Linked DNA regions of Homo sapiens: region 1 is linked to region 2. Evidence: read pairs that join two places in POLR2A ChIA-PET (ENCODE). Cell type or tissue: Panc1. All regions are shown on one strand. Links, peaks and the distances in the headings refer to the core of each region. The heading gives the core; the rest is flanking DNA.

What was found. Peaks named below come from ENCODE experiments on the same cell type or tissue, not always from the same donor. Only the 100,000 strongest peaks of a DNase experiment are listed, where the experiment ranks them.
Region 1: POLR2A ChIA-PET joins it to region 2 with 5 read pairs; 24 of 35 experiments call an interaction of 5 or more read pairs at or near these places.

The regions. Positions count from the first base shown.
Region 1 is chr11:2,306,861-2,313,093 of GRCh38, reverse strand. TSPAN32 (tetraspanin 32) reads right to left here. Exons shown (of 10, transcript NM_139022.3): 4 at 4,284-4,358. It overlaps LOC124902612 (a long non-coding RNA gene), which reads left to right. Exons shown (of 2, transcript XR_007062552.1): 2 at 1-629. Among named protein-coding and RNA genes, the nearest start is that of TSPAN32, 8.0 kb to the right of the region's middle. RefSeq lists an enhancer at 1-536. In Panc1, for the core only: no CTCF peak of the experiment used is centred there; no DNase peak of the experiment used is centred there.
Region 2 is chr11:2,416,451-2,425,770 of GRCh38, reverse strand. TRPM5 (transient receptor potential cation channel subfamily M member 5) reads left to right here. Exons shown (of 29, transcript NM_014555.4): 5 at 2,266-2,428; 6 at 2,721-2,851; 7 at 3,450-3,630; 8 at 4,573-4,739; 9 at 5,366-5,549; 10 at 7,180-7,244; 11 at 7,413-7,604; 12 at 7,942-8,044. The coding sequence starts at 2,735. Among named protein-coding and RNA genes, the nearest start is that of TSSC4, 20 kb to the right of the region's middle. In Panc1, for the core only: CTCF peaks have their summits at 4,600, 4,888 (motif pointing right) and 5,950 (motif pointing right); DNase peaks (open chromatin) are centred at 4,857 and 5,940; H3K4me3 peaks cover 1,178 bases; H3K27ac peaks cover 822 bases.

The sequences.
Region 1 (6,233 bases), core at 2,225-6,224, 110 kb after region 2:
GGCAGGGGGTGAAGAAGGTGGAAGGTGACGGGGCCTGGCTGGATGTGCTGCCTGCGCTCCACACCTCACCAACACCTGGACCTCATGTCTCCACCCTCCTAAGCAAGATGCTCTCCCCTGCCAAGTTACTCCTTCAAAGACAAACTGGAATCTCGCCTCCTACAGGAAGGCTTCTGTGACTGCTCCAGGAGTCGCTGGTCTCCTGGCACAGGGCGAGGCCCTCTTTGAGGTCCCTGCCCTCTGATGTCTCCTTCCTGCCTCAGAGGCCCTCAGTTCTCCCCCAAATGCCATGCTGACAGTCAAGACACATGAAGGGGGTGCTCAGCAGCTGCCCCAAAGGGCTGGGGGAGGATGGAAGCCCCAGGCCCGCTCTAGCCACTCACACCTGCCCTCCAGAAAGGAAGGGTGGCTTACGGCGGTCCTCATTGCACTGGGGCCCAGCCCCCGTGGCAGGCCCTGACAGCGGCCAACTGGGCGGGCAGTGGGCAGTGGAGGCTCTCGGTCAGCCCTGCCCAAGCCTGGAGGCCCCAACAGGAGTCAGATGGACTTTCCAGGCCAAACTTGGCTCCTGACCCTAATGCATCCCTCCCATTGATGCTAATAAAAGTCAGACCACTCTCCGTGAGTCATCCCCGACTCAGCCAGCCTTGTCCTCCCCGCAGTGCCCAGGGGCGGGCAGGCACCAAGCTGGCCACACCACTGTCGGCCAGGGCGGGGGCCTTGTTCAGCCTCAGCGTCTGTGAGTGTGAAATGGGGGTGGAGTCTGGCCTGGCCATTGTGTCCTCGTGGGTGGAGGTCCTGGTGAGGACTGGAGGCCCAGCGGAGTGGGCCCGGGGGTTGGCTCGGACCTCCCCTCCTGCTTCCCTCCCAACTCCAATGACTGTTCCCATTGTCAGGCGCCTGCCATGGCCCAAGGAGGACAAAGGTGCCTCTGAGGCTGTGAGCAAGGTGTCATTATTACCACAGCATGGGCGAGAGTGACAACTCCTGCTAGTGGCTGAGGGGCCTGCTCTGCCTGCCCTGCCTGGCTCTGCCTGCCCTGCCTGCCCTGCCTGCCCTGCCTGGCTCTTCCTGCCCTGCCTGGCTCTGCCAAGCAGCTCTCCCCACGACTGGGGAAGCAGAGCTCAGCGAGGTAGGCCTCCTACCCCAAAGCCGGTTGTCTGGCCCTGGAGGGCCCTGGAGGCCGGGCCGGCTGCTCTCCACGGGGCCTGGGCTCCTAGGTGATGCTTCACCGTCTGTCTCCATTCCAGGCTCTGGGGGCTCTGAAGGAGCCTGGGGCCTGTGTTTCTCAGGACACCTGGGGGAAGGTGCTGCCTGACAGGTATCAACGCACTAAGCTCCGTCTTCCGGTGCCCGGGGGCTTTTCCCCATGACCAGATCTTCCCTGGTGTCTGCCTGGGCTTGGCGACCCCATCCTGTGTCTGCTGAAAGTGCTCAGGAAGGTACAGACAGGTCCTGAACGGCAGGTGGGGACCAGGAGCTGCAGGAGGCCTGTGGACCAGCCCCACAGGTACAGAGCTGGCTCTGGCCTGAGCCCACTCGGCGGCTGGAGGATCCAGGGAGGGTAGTGGCTCCAGGGTGGGGCAGACTGTGAGGACGAGGCTGCACCCCACACTGCTGTACTTAATTTGAGCATGAATTATTCCCGAAGCAGACTCGTCAGGGCACAGGGGGAGGGTTAAGGCAAAGTGGCTCTCAGCCCTCGAGGAGAACGTAATTAATAGCCCTCAAGCTCCACATTCATCCCTGAAGCCCGGTCCACGCCTCCTGCCCGCATGAGCATCCCAGGGAAGTGGCAGCCAGGACTCCCTGGGGCAAGAGTTGGGGAGGTGGAGGGGCACCCCACTTTCAGCTCTGGGCCCGGGTCTGTGGCCACAGGGCACCACCAAGGGCATGTGGCTGGTCCCTTCCCTCCTCTGTCCTCTGCCTTCCCATCCGCAGGGGCACCACATGAGTCACCCTGACCCTGTGTTCAGGACACCTCAGTGGCCCTGTGGGGAGGGACAGGGGGAATGGGTGAATGGGCCGGGCTGGGCTCTGGGCCCCCGGCTCTCACCTCGACGTTTCCGGTGCCAACAGCTTGGGGCCTTTGGCCTTTGCCACTGTCTAGGCTGCCAGCAGGACTTTGTTGGACAGGGAGCCCAAGGTTGAAGCCCATTCGGCTCTGGTGGGCCCTGAGGGTGGAGGGCAGGAGACGGGATGTGCAGCCGCCCCTCCTGCTCAGGGCCCGGGCCCTGGCACCAAAGCCACTCCATCCACACCCAGGACAGCTTCGAGCAAGTCCCACGTCCTGGAGGACCAGCCTGGGCAACGGGGCACGGCAGGAGGCACGCAGGTGAGGAGGAAGAGTCTTTGCACACACCTGGCCATTCCCACCCATGCAGCCCCTGGATCTTGGTGCTCCCTTCACAGAAAAGGAAACTGAGGCCCAGGAAGTTAAAGTGGCTTGCCCAAGGGCGGCCCAAGGACACTGACTTCATATTCAGAGCTCCTTCACCCAGGCCACCTCCATGGCCACCAGGCCTGACACAGATGATGCCAGAAGTCAAGACCCACTGGGAGGGGCAGATGGGGACCAGAGGCCCAGGAGGAAGCCCCAGTCCCCTGCCTGGGGTCAGGCAAGGCCCTGAGAACTGACCCCTGAAGGGCAGCTGGGCGCACGGGCCAGACAAGGACCATGTGTGTGGGGGATGCTGCCTGGGGCTGGGACAGGCCATAGGTGAGCCCGGCTGGGGCATCTATCTTCTTGCACCCCCTTCCCTTCCTGGAGAGCAGGCCCCAGCTGCGTTCTGTCCTGTGGCCCCTGTATGGCCCCCTCCCCTCCAGAATTGTGGCTCCACGATCAGAGCCATAAACACACAGAAGCATGGGGCATGGGCCGCAGCTGCCCCAGACGAGCCCGGGGAACCCTGGCAGCTGTCTTGACCTCGGCCACCCACACTGTGACCCAGACCTCAAATGAGCCAGACCACCCCTCAGTGGACAGGAAACGTGAGGCCGAAACACGGACCTGGCCCAGCTCACCACCCTGGTAAGACTCCTGTGCCAGTCCTCAAAGCCACAGCCCTCTTCTGGGGGCTCAGCCCCTCTGGGATCCTTCTGGGCCTGATAAAATGGTGTTTCTCCCACCTGGTTCAGGCGGTTCCTCCCAAATGATGCCAGGGGTGGGTGGGCACTTTGGGGCCAAGAGCCTTTGTCGTAAGCCTGGAGCCCCCATCCAGCCCCGGCACTGCCAGGGTAACCTTGAGCTCCCCCCACCCCCAGAGGGCCTGAGTCCCCCCATTTGCAAACCACGGTGGGGACCACCACACTCAGGCTGCCAGCACAGCTCAAGAAACTGCACAGCAGGCCCCCTGCAGAGCTCAGCCAGAGGACCTGCCTGCTACCAGCCTCGGTATCTCTCATGGCCAAGCCTGTGTTTGAGGGCCCTGGGCAACCAGGCACTTGAATACACGAGGCCACTAGGACTCCAGCTAGGGCTCCAAGAAATCACCTCTTGTGACCTGCCAGGCTCTCCTGCCCCACTCCATGACCCTGCCCGTGGCTGTCCCTGGTGCCGCCCGGCTGCCCTGGGGGCTCTCACCAGGTCTGGCTCTCAAGGGGAAGGTGGGGCTGGCTCTGCTACCGAGCTCTCATTCTCTGCTGGGCCAGGGAGGCCTCCTTCCTCTCCAAGCTGCTGGCCTTTCCACGGGGACGCCCTTGGCCCCTGCCCACGGTCAGCTAGGCCGGACCCTCCTCCAGGCAGGTCAGCATCCAGGACGGAAGGATGGGTGCTGTTCCGTGGAGGGGGTGGAGGCTGCGACACCCCAGTCCGCGGGTCTCCAGGTCCCTTCCCCACTGGTACCGTCTGCCCCACCAGGCCATCAGGAGCGCTGGCCCTCAGGTCTCATTTTCTGGAACACTCTGCTCCTTCTAGTCAACCCCTAAGGCCAAGCCAGTGGCTTTCCTTCTTCTTCCTCCTCATTCCCTCCCTCAAACCCGAGGGGCATCAGCTCAGGAGGGGGTGGGCTGAGGGGCTTTAAGAAAATGAGACTGGGGCGAAGGCAGGGGTACAGCATAGGTCCCTCCCCACCAGGGAGCTGCTGGCCCTCACCCACCTCCAGCGCTTGGCCTCCCTGAAGCCTCAGGCAGAGGGAACCCAGGCTGCGGTCTCCCCCACCCCACCCGGTCAGCACAAGCCTGGAAGCTGGGGCTGCTCCTCCCAGGACTGCTCCCCAGTCCCCAGGTGCCCACTGGCTTACTGGGGGACCCTCCACTGCAGGGTAGGGGCAGCTGGTGCTCACCTGGGTGGGGCTGTGGAGTCTCCAGAACACCACCTGCACCTGTGCGCAGAACGCCAGGGAGAAGCACAGGAAGCCCTGGGGGCAGAGCGGGGCTGGTCACTGTTGAGGGCTGGTCACTGCGGGGGGCTGGTCGCTGCTGGGGGGGGCCGGTCACTGTGGGCGGGCCAGTCACTGTGGGGGGCCGGTCACTATGGGGGGCTGGTCACTGTTGGGGGCTGGTCATTGCGGGGGGCTGGTCACTGCGGGGGGCCGGTCACTATGGGGGGCTGGTCACTGTTGGGGGCTGGTCATTGCGGGGGGCTGGTCACTGTGGGGGGCCGGTCACTATGGGGGGCTGGTCACTGTTGGGGGCTGGTCATTGCGGGGGGCTGGTCACTGCGGGGGGCCGGTCACTGTGGGGGGGTGGTCACTGCGGGGGTGGGGGCAGTCACTGCGGGGCCTGGTGGGGCCTGGCAGGCCTGGGCAGGGCAGTGCCCTCAGGCTGCGCCCCCAGCAGGATGCTTGGTCGAGGTGTGGGTCTGAGTCCCGCTCCCCACTGCCTGAGAGGGAGACTTGGCCTGGGGAGAGCGTGGGCGCTGGGTGCGTGGGTTCCATAGCACCTTCCCATCCCCTTCCCCTGCGCTTTTTGGGAATTCATCCCTTGTTCTCCCATTTTGGCCCCCAGGGGCCTGTTGATGGCAACACTGCACCCCTGCCCAGCAGGGGCAGGGCACCCCTGAGAAGATGGAGACCTCTGCCCACTGGGGCTGCTTCCTGAGGGGCATGGACCTGGACAGGGCCGGGCAGAGTCTCCCCTGAGCCTGAGCCTCTCCAGGGCCGGGGCTGTAGGATCTTCTGTTTTGCCTTCTTTTCTGAAACAAGGCACCAGCTAGCCCAGTGCTGGTGAGGCTTGGGACAGGTGTGGTGCCTGCTCAGGATGCTGTGGCCTCTCTCTTTGCAGTTGAGCCCACCTCCCTCACCTCACTTTCTCTCCATACTCTGCCTGGGTCTCCATGGCCCGGCCAACCACTGTCCCCTCTCTCTCACTGATGCCCGTGCCCCTAGTCGTGGAGTGGGGCGTTCTCTGGTGGAAACGTCTGCGCACCCGCCCCCGGCACTTGCCCGTTGTTCTCTCGGTCAAGGCTTCCAGGCTTTTGAGAGCCCCCTTGCGGAAGCTAAGGAACACGAGAGACCCCTCCTCTGAGAGCATACAGATGCCCCCGATACAGTTTTATGGATGGTGGCAGAGGTCACCCAGGCTAAGAACCCTGGGGATGTCCTCCCACTCAGGGTCTGGGCAGCCGCCTTTGCCTTCATGCTGGTGCCCTGAGGACCTGGAGTACCTGACGGTGAGTCTAGCCACCGACCGGGCAGCTCCCCCAGGAGTCCTGAGGCCCCGGTGAAACGCCAGCCCCCTCAGGCAGCACTGTGCCCGCCTGGGTGGTCCACAGGCTGGAGCAGGTTGGGTCTGGGCCCTTCAAACCCTGGGGCCCCATTCAGGGTGATGCCAGGAGCATGGGTGCCCGTGGGATAGACGGAGACCCACACATGCTGGCAGGTGGGCAGCGACAACGCTGGCATGCCAGGGGAAGCTGGGCCAGAGGGGCGTGGAAAGAGCTGGGGAGCCCTGCTGGCCCCCAAGCACAGGCGTGAGCATGGGGCCTCCAGCCCTGCAGGGACAGGGCGCTGGCGGCTCCTCATGGCCCTCCTGCCTGCCCTGGAGGCTGCAAGGCCTGATGGGGGATGGCCTGGGAGCTGCCTCCTCCTCCTCTCTTCTCTCTCCTCCTCCTTCCTCCTCTTCCTCCTCCTCCCTCCACCCTCCCCCTCTTTCTTCTCCTCACCTTCTTTCCTCTTTTCTCTTTCCTCCTCCTTCTCCCTCCTCCTTCTCCTCCTTCCCCCTCCTCCATCTCCTCCTCCCTTGTCCTCCCTCCTTCTCCCTCCTCTTCCCTTCTCCCCCTCCCTCCTTCTTCT
Region 2 (9,320 bases), core at 4,217-8,216:
TGGGGACACGCCTGGCCATGCATCCCCAGCTGCAGGGCACATGTCCACACGTAGCCAGGATTGACCCCAGCGGGTGACCAGGTGTGGCAGGGCCTGGTGGGAGTGAAGGCCAGCCTGAGGACCCCCGCCCAGGGTGAGGACTCCCGCCCAGGGCTACAAGCACACATCCCACCTCCCTGCCTGTTCTGCATTAAGTGGTGTCCTCCCAGATGGGGCGACACTAATGGTTGGATACTGTCCACTGGGAACCTTAGAATATGACCTCGTTTGGAAGTGGGGTCCTTGCAGATGGCGCACCATGAAGATGAAGCCACGCTGGGGTAGGGCGGGCCTGGGCAATCAATGATTGCAGAGGACACAGACAGGCGAGGCAGACCATGCGGCAACCAAGGCAGAAGCTGGAGCCACGCGGCCACAGCCAGGAACACCTGGCGCCTCAGGAACCTGGAAAGGGTGGGAAGGACCCGCTCTGAGAGCTTCCAGGGGGAGCACGGCCCTGCCGATGCCTGGATTTGGGACGTCTGGGCTCTAGAACTATGAGATCATCCATTTGTTGTTTTGAGCCCCCGAGAGTGTGGCCCTTTGTTTTGGCAGCCCCGGGACACAACAGCAATGCCAAGCCTTGTCCCAGCCTCCAGCCCCCACCTGGGGCCTGGCCACAGACACCAGCTCCCAACACAGAAAACCACCAGGCGTCTCCACCAGCGCGGGAGGCCGTATTCAAATCCTGCCTCTCTGCGGTCCGCGGGCTGGTTCCTGCTCTGGAGGCAGAAGTGCGGGAGGATTTGCATCACCCTGCAGGGACAGCTGAGGCCCACGTGGTGCTGAGGGCATCAGGGCGCCTCCACAGGCCTGGCCGGAGGAGGGGGCTGAGGCCCGTGGGTGGGTCCTGCCTGGGGCTGGCAGTCACCAGAAGTCGTGCCGGGGTTGACTTGGGCCTCACAGGGGGGCCCTGGGCAGCCAAGACAACCAGCCTGAGCTGGGCATCTTAAAACAATGGCAATTGATTCTCTCATGGTTCTGGAGGCCACCAGTGCTGAGTCCTAAGTCAAACTGTCGGCAAGGCCAAGCCCTCGAGGGGGATCCTTCCTGCCTCTTCCAGCTTCGGGGCTCCAGGTGTCCCTTGGCTTGTGGCCACATCACCCAACCACTGCCTTCACCCCTCCCCTGTGTCTTAAAGGGTGTTTTTCCCTGCGCGTCTGTCTCTACGTCCAAATGTCCCCTTTCTCTATCAGAACCTGGGAATCAGGGCTCCCCCTGCTCCAGCATGGCCTCATCTTTACTTACATCTTAATACATCTGCAAAGGGCCTGTTTCCAAAGGTCACATTCCCAGGTCCTGGGGTTTGGGACTTGGACATACCTGTTTGGGGATGCAGTAACTGTGCTGGCTCCAGAGGCCTAATGGGGAGGGCCTTGGCCTTAGCCTCTGCCCCAAAGCCAGCCCCAGGGGTCCCAGGACACACTCCCTCTCATCTCTGAAGTTCCCCCCAACTCCTGTATCCCCTCCTGGGGTCACAGGTGGGCCCCTCTCTAGGAAATGAAGGTTTTTACAGAACGGTCCATTGTCTTCTCACAAAGGGCTTCTGTGGTGGACACAGCCCAGAGCGCCTGGGTACAAGGTGGGCACAGGAGAACCAAGGGACAGCCCTGTGGGATCAGGAGCTGCCAGGTAGCCCCAGGTCGGACAGGGTAGGGTGGCTGGGGGCCCACGGAGACCTCTGCCCAGCGGCCTGTGACCCGACGCGTGGTTCCAGGAGGGCAGACAGAGGAGCAGGTGCCCTCGGCCTGCCAGGGCTTGTCCTCAAGCACCAGCTTCCAATATTGAGTTTTCAGAGGAGCAATCGGAGGGAGGTGGGACCAAGCCAGACCGAGGTCAGCCAGGCTGGGGCTGGGCAGCTGACAGATGAGGCTGTGGGCAGGGGCGGAGCCAGGGCGCTGAGGGGCCAGTGCCGATCCTTGGATCCCTGCCACATAGAGAGGGGCTGAGATGCCCGACCTCACCGGGCAGCTGGGAGACATGAGCCCCATGAGGGTTGAGGGAATAGGGCTGAGGCGCACGCGGCCTCTTCTACCCCCGCTTGCTGATGTGGGAGCGCCACGGGAATAGCTCTGCTGCTGATGCTGTGTGGGCCGGGGCAAGGCCTCCTCTCTCTGTGTGTCCTGGGCCTCCTGGACCTCCTGGGCAAGGAAGGTGGTCTCTCGTCCACACCGCCTCCTGCACTTGAGCTGAGGGCACCTGTCTCACCTTTTCACCTCTACCCAGGTGCACCCAGGGTCTCCACATCCCTGTCCTGGGAGCGGGTGGGCTGTGTGGCCAGGGGACTGCAAGGCCTCTGCTGAGTCTTTCGGAGTTTCCAGGTCATCCCCACAAAAGGCCTCTGGAGAAATGTCTGCAGGTGTGGCCAACCTGAGGTGCCCTGAGTGGGGTGAGTAGAGGAACCAGGCGCTGACAGCGGAGCCCCACACATCCCATCCTCACCTGGGAAGGAGCTTGGTTGGGGCGGTGCTACAGCGAGTGTCGGAGCTGCAGGGGGTCGCTGGGCAGGGCCTGGCTGGAGAGAAGGTCCCTGGGGCAGAGATGCCTGGGGGCAGTCCCCAGGTCTCCTTGTGCATGTTGGCTGGAGAGGGGCTTCCCAGGGGAAAGCAGAGCCAGCCCCCTGAGGGGAGGGAGGTGGGGATGGGCCTTCTCAGCCCTCAAGGGCCAGGGTATCCCTGCAGCTCTAGAGGCCACCATGCAGGATGTCCAAGGCCCCCGTCCCGGAAGCCCCGGGGATGCTGAAGACCGGCGGGAGCTGGGCTTGCACAGGGGCGAGGTCAACTTTGGAGGGTCTGGGAAGAAGCGAGGCAAGGTAAGGGCAGGCCCCAGGCCTCAGGTGATGTCCGCCTTGACCTGGAACCCATGAGGCCCCATTTCCTTCCCTGGAAGCTGAGTGCCAGGGTCCTCCTCACCCCTGGGGTCTGCTCCCCTGGGGCCATATTCAGAGCCCCCAGACAGGCAGAGTTCCAGAGCTGGAAGGAGTGGCTCTGGCCGGCCTCCTACCTCCCTGCAATAACCGGGACCCCTGAAGTCCCCCCGAGAGATTTGGAGGTGCAAGGTCAAGTGCATCCAGGGCCCCACCTCTGTCCAGCGCCCTCGGCTCACTGAGGGGGATGCCAGCCCAGAGAGGGGTCAGGACTGCCCAGGTCACACAGCAGGTCAAGGGAGGACTGGCCCTGTCCCAGAAGGGATATTGGGGGCCACTCTCCTCCTGCTACCTGCCCCCAATGCCCAGCACCTCCCCGGTACCCCCTGTGTCCAGCCCCCTTGATGCCCAGCACCTCCCAGTGCCCAGTGTCCCCCCATGCTCAGCACCTCCCCAGTGCCCCCTTGTGTCCAGCCCCCCCCAATGCCCAGCAGCTCCCATGCCCCGTGCCCCGAAAGCCCTGAGCTGCAGACCTGCCTTGCAGTTTGTACGGGTGCCGAGCGGAGTGGCCCCGTCTGTGCTCTTTGACCTGCTGCTTGCTGAGTGGCACCTGCCGGCCCCCAACCTGGTGGTGTCCCTGGTGGGTGAGGAGCAGCCTTTCGCCATGAAGTCCTGGCTGCGGGATGTGCTGCGCAAGGGGCTGGTGAAGGCGGCTCAGAGCACAGGTGAGGCCCCACCCGGCACAGGCAGCGCTCCCACCCCACAGGGCAGCCCGACCCCCTGACTGTCCCCGCAACCCGGCACAGGCAGTGCTCCCACCCCACAGGGCAGCCAGACCCCCTGACTGTCCCCCCACCCGGCACAGGCAATGCTCCCACCCCACACGGCAGCCAGACCCCCTGACTCTCCAGGCCATCACGAGAACATTTCCCGAAACTCTCAGCCCGTCCTCTGCAGTACCCACAGGTGCAGCAGTGCCTACGTACTGGACCAGGACCTCCCCCAGCTGGGCCTGGCCCTTCCTTAGAGCTGCCCCCTCCACTAGCAGGGCCCATGGGCCGCCATGAGATGTCCCTGCTCCCACTCACCTGGGACCAGAGCACCCGGGTGTATACAGGGTGGGACCCCTTGGGGAAGCAGTCGGGCCGCCAGCTGCAGGGGCCAGAGTCCAATGGCTGGGCTGTTTTTTGAGGCAGCTTGGCCTATACAACACCCAGGAGAAAAGGACTTGAGGTTTCAGGATCCCTCACTAAATGACTGTGGCAAACCCAAAGAGATCTTCCAGCCAGACAAGGGCCGAGGGCTTTGTCATTTGGGAAAACATCCTGGGATTCTCACCCAGCAGAGGCAGCTGGACAGAGTTGTGTCGGATGTGTCCCGGAGGGAGCACGGTGGGGGGACTGGACCCCAGTTTGTGCGCTCCAGGTGGGGTGGGGGTGCCACTTCACAGGTTCTGGGCCCAGCCAGTTCTGCTGCTGAGCAGCCTTGGGTGGGTGCCTTGCCCTCTCTGGGCCTCGGCTTCCCCACCCCACCGTGAGGCATTCCCCAGCACCCACCCCTGGCTCCCAGGTAACTGGCTGCTGATTGGGCCTAGGGGTTAGGGCGTGGGGCCAGCTAGGGAAGACCTGGGGCGTGCGGCACAACGAGGCCCTCTTCCATCCCCACAGGAGCCTGGATCCTGACCAGTGCCCTCCGCGTGGGCCTGGCCAGGCATGTCGGGCAGGCCGTGCGCGACCACTCGCTGGCCAGCACGTCCACCAAGGTCCGTGTGGTTGCTGTCGGCATGGCCTCGCTGGGCCGCGTCCTGCACCGCCGCATTCTGGAGGAGGCCCAGGTGCACGTCCAGCTCCCAGCACCACGACCGCTGGGGGCCTGGAGGCAGGGGCTCAGAAGGGTTTGGGCAGCGGGCAGAGCTCTGGGAGGACAGGACTCGAGCTGGAGGAAGAGCAGGGAGCGGGCAGAGCCAGCACACGGCCGGCAGGTGGCAGTACCGCATAGGGAACGGCCAGCGTAGACTGTGGCGCGGGCCCTCACCCCCTCCTGTACCACACGGGCCCAGGCCCCGAGCCCTTTCCAAGCCTGGGCAAGCAGCTTCCGTCCCCCATGCTGGGGTCTGTCTAAGGCACTACCGAGGGAGGCCCGGGCAGCCCCTGGTGGATGTTTGGACGCCAGCCCTAGAGTCGGGAAGGAGGTGCTCCCGGCAGCCTGGGCTGTCTCCATGGTTCTGTCTAAAAGAACCCGCTCCCCACCGCCCCTGCCCCTGACTGTCGAAGGAGGGTCCCCGGGCCCCAGCTGTTCGTCCCTCCTTTTGTCTGAAGGGTGGGGAAACCAAGGCTCGGGCAGAAGCCTTGTGCGGGGCCCCATGGCGTGGTGTGCACGGCCTGGCAGGGAGGATCCCGCAGCGGGACCAGCCCAAGCTGCCTCTCGAGGGCTCAGCCTCGTCTCCCTGCATGGGCGCAGGAGGATTTTCCTGTCCACTACCCTGAGGATGACGGCGGCAGCCAGGGCCCCCTCTGTTCACTGGACAGCAACCTCTCCCACTTCATCCTGGTGGAGCCAGGCCCCCCGGGGAAGGGCGATGGGCTGACGGAGCTGCGGCTGAGGCTGGAGAAGCACATCTCGGAGCAGAGGGCGGGCTACGGGGGTGAGACCCGCCCCAGCCACCCAGGGAAGCCTTGGGACCCAGTGGGGATCCAGGGACCCGCCTGTGGGAGAGTGGGGGTGACCGCCAGGGAGAAGGGGGAGGGCTTCCCAGGCAGAACGCACCCCGCATGCCTGAGCACCGAGACCTGGGCCGTGGGGGCCTGGGCCGTGGGGGCCTGGGAGGAGGAGCTGTCTGGGCAGAGTGGTGAAGGAGGCACAGCTGGACAGAGTGGCTCTGACTGGACAGTGACATTCCCACCAGAGCAGGTGCAGTTCTGTTTTCACTGGGCCTTGCCGTGGTCAGAGGCTCCGGGACTCTAAGAGGCAAAATGAGATCGTGAGTTGAAAGAGGGCTACTTCCCGCCGCCAGGCGTGAGGTATGCTGCCGCCAGAGGGCAGCGTCACCCGAGAAATGGGCACCTCTGGCCAGTCGCACGTTCAAAAGCTGGACTTACTAAGAAAACGCTAGTGTGTAAATAATATTCATAAACAAAGCATATAATTATTTATAACATCTATGAACAATATACAATATTTAGAAACAGAATTGTAATTTCTTGGCAAGGCCAACTGAGCCCTCTGTTTTTTTTTTTTTTTTTTGAGGCAGAATCTCACTCTGTCCCCCATCCCCCAGGCTGGAGTGCAGGAGTGCAATCTCGGCTCACTGCAGCCTCCACCTCCCAGGTTCCAACAATTCTCCTGCCTCAGCCTCCCGGGTAGCTGGGATTATAGGCATGTGCCACCATGCCCGGCTCTTTTTTTTTTTTTTTTTTTCCCAGTAGAGACGGGGTTGCACCATGTTGGCCAGGCTGGTCTTGAACTCCTGATCTCAGGTGATCTGCCTGCTTTGGCCTCCCAAAGTGCTGGGATTACAGGCATGAGCCACTGTGCCCGGTCAACTGAGCACTCTTTAGAATTGAAAACACAAAGTCTCGTCAAACTCTAGGGACACAGGCGGAGGGTCTGGCTCTGCTCTGCGGAAGCCCTGCTGGCCCGGGCACCGTTTGGCCAGGCCTGATTTATCCTCCAGATTCAATCAGGAGGCACCTTTCAAAGTCAGGGGCCCGCCTGCGAGCCCAGTTCCCTGTGGGTGATTCTAAGGCACCTCCAGGCAGTTCACTCCCTCACAGAAGACAGGGGCAGGTCCAGGCCTCTCTGGGGGCTTCACATATAGACATCTCATTTCCAGCTTCTGTTTGGGGGAGAAACCTGAAGACTCCCTCCTGTACCTCTTCAGTTTGCTGAGTGGTCAGGCGCAGCCCACCCAGCAGAGCTCCCTCGATGGTCGAGATGCTGCCTCTGCCATGCTCAGCATGAGCGCGTGCAGTGTGGCAGTGCACCTGTAGGGCTGGGTGCTCCGTTTCTTCCACGTCACTTTGTGTTTTAACAGCCATATGCCAGCTGTTGCCACAAAGTGCGCGTGCTGGGTAGTGTAGGTTAGCATTGGAGCCCTCGGCCCTCATATGGCAGGGGCTGTAATAAGCAGCCTGTGTCACGTGGCCCAGACGAAGCCCACACTTTATTCGGAAGAGCCAGCTTTTGGCCAGAAAATGTGGTGGCCTGAGAGCCTGAGATCCGGGTGGTCACCCCAGGCGGAGGGTCCTCAGGCCTCACGGGTGCCCTGTCCACAGGCACTGGCAGCATCGAGATCCCTGTCCTCTGCTTGCTGGTCAATGGTGATCCCAACACCTTGGAGGTAGGGGCCTGGCTGAGGCCCCCTGGCTGGCCGAAGCCTTGTGGAGGGGTGCGGTGGGTTCTGGGCACCCCTGGGACAGGGCTGAAGGGATGGGGGCACCCCTGACACCTGCATCCAGATGTCGTCGGGCTAATCTGGGGTCCGCTCTCCCCTCCCTCCCCGTCTCAGAGGATCTCCAGGGCCGTGGAGCAGGCTGCCCCGTGGCTGATCCTGGTAGGCTCGGGGGGCATCGCCGATGTGCTTGCTGCCCTAGTGAACCAGCCCCACCTCCTGGTGCCCAAGGTGGCCGAGAAGCAGTTTAAGGAGAAGTTCCCCAGCAAGCATTTCTCTTGGGAGGACATCGTGCGCTGGACCAAGCTGGTATGTGCTGCCCCCTCCCCTGTCCTCCCGACCCCTCCTCCGGGGGTGGGGCTGGTCCTCTGGGAGAGTTCCTGCAATGCAGCCTCCAGCCCACTCCTCCCACCTCAGGCTGCTGGGCCCCCCACCCACTCTCGCTTCAGGCCCACAGGGAGCAGAGAGACCCAGGCAGCCCCTTGGTCTGCGGGTGGTCCCAGGCCGGGCCCGGTGGGCGGTGGGCATGCAGGCTGCAAGGCTCACCTGGGGACGCTGCCTGTGCCTACGCTGGTGTCTACCACGGCCTGCCTCTGCCCCCGTCCTGGCTGAGGCGGCCCCATGGGGGCTCTGTTCTGGTGCCCAGCTGCAGAACATCACCTCACACCAGCACCTGCTCACCGTGTATGACTTCGAGCAGGAGGGCTCCGAGGAGCTGGACACGGTCATCCTGAAGGCGCTGGTGAAAGGTGAGGGCGGGCAGGGTGGGCAAGGCAGGCGCCATTGGGGGGCTTCATGCTCAGAGCCGCTTTGGGGTTTGGCAGCCTGGCCAATGTTTGTGACGCTCGGCCGCCTGCCCCTTCCCAGGAAAGATGACACATGATTCATGAAGCTGTCTGTATTTGGCAAGTTTTATGACGTGTTTTTTACCACAACTTAAAACTATACTTAAAGCTCTCAATTCAGTGGTATTTTTTTGGTGGGGGGGTTGTTTTTTGTTTGTTTTGGTTTTCGGTTTTTTGAGACGGAGTCTCGCACTGTCGCCCAGGCTGGAGTGCAGTGCTGCGATCTCGGCTCACTGCAAGCTCCACCTCCCGAGTTGAAGTGATTCTCCTGCCTCAGCCTTCCAAGTAGCTGGGATTACAGGTGCACCCCACCATGCCCGGCTAATTTTGTTTTTGTATTTTTAGTAGAGACGGGGTTTCACCGTGTTAGCCAGGATGGTCTCGATCTCCTGACCTCGTGATCCGCCTGCCTCGGCCTCCCAAAGTGCTGAGGTTACAGGCGTGAGCCACCGCACTAGCCAATTCAGTGGTTTTTAGTATATTCGTGAGGTGGGGCGACCATCACTTTTATCTAATTCCAGAAGCCTTCATCGCCCCAGAAAGAGCCCATACCCCTTGGCACTCACTCCCCATTTCCCCCAGCCCCTGGGAACCATCGATCTGCTTCCTGTCTCTATAGATTTGCTGACGGGCATTTCGTGTCCATGGTTCCCTGCAGGCAGCGGGAGGGTTTGACGGTTCCTCCGTGTTGAAGCGTATGCCATTCCATGCTTCATTCCTTTTGTAAGGCGGAGTCAGGTTCCAGCCTGTGGACAGACCGTGGTTGATGCGTCTGTTCACCCGCTGATGGAAAATTTTGATGAGCATTTGATGTGCTTTTTGCTGGAGACGAACGCGTGCTGAAGGGCTGGACGCTGGCAGGCAGACACAGCCCCAGCAGGGAGAGGCACTGCTAAGCAGGGGCTGGGGACACCTTGAGGGGACGCTCTGGGAAGGGTGTCTGGACTGCGGGTGGCTCTGGGTTTAGAAACCTCACCAGGACAAGGAGGTCAAAGAAACCTCCCCGTTTAGGAACTCCCCCGCCTCTTCTCACCAGTCTCAGTTTGGTCCCAGTGGCCTGAGAGAGGCACCGTAGTCTTACGGGGTCCATGGTTGTGGAGGCTGAGGCTGGTGAGCCTCACGTGCGAGTCTGGTGAGGACAGCGGTTTCCAGCAGGCGCACCCAGCCCAGGTGCTGCAGG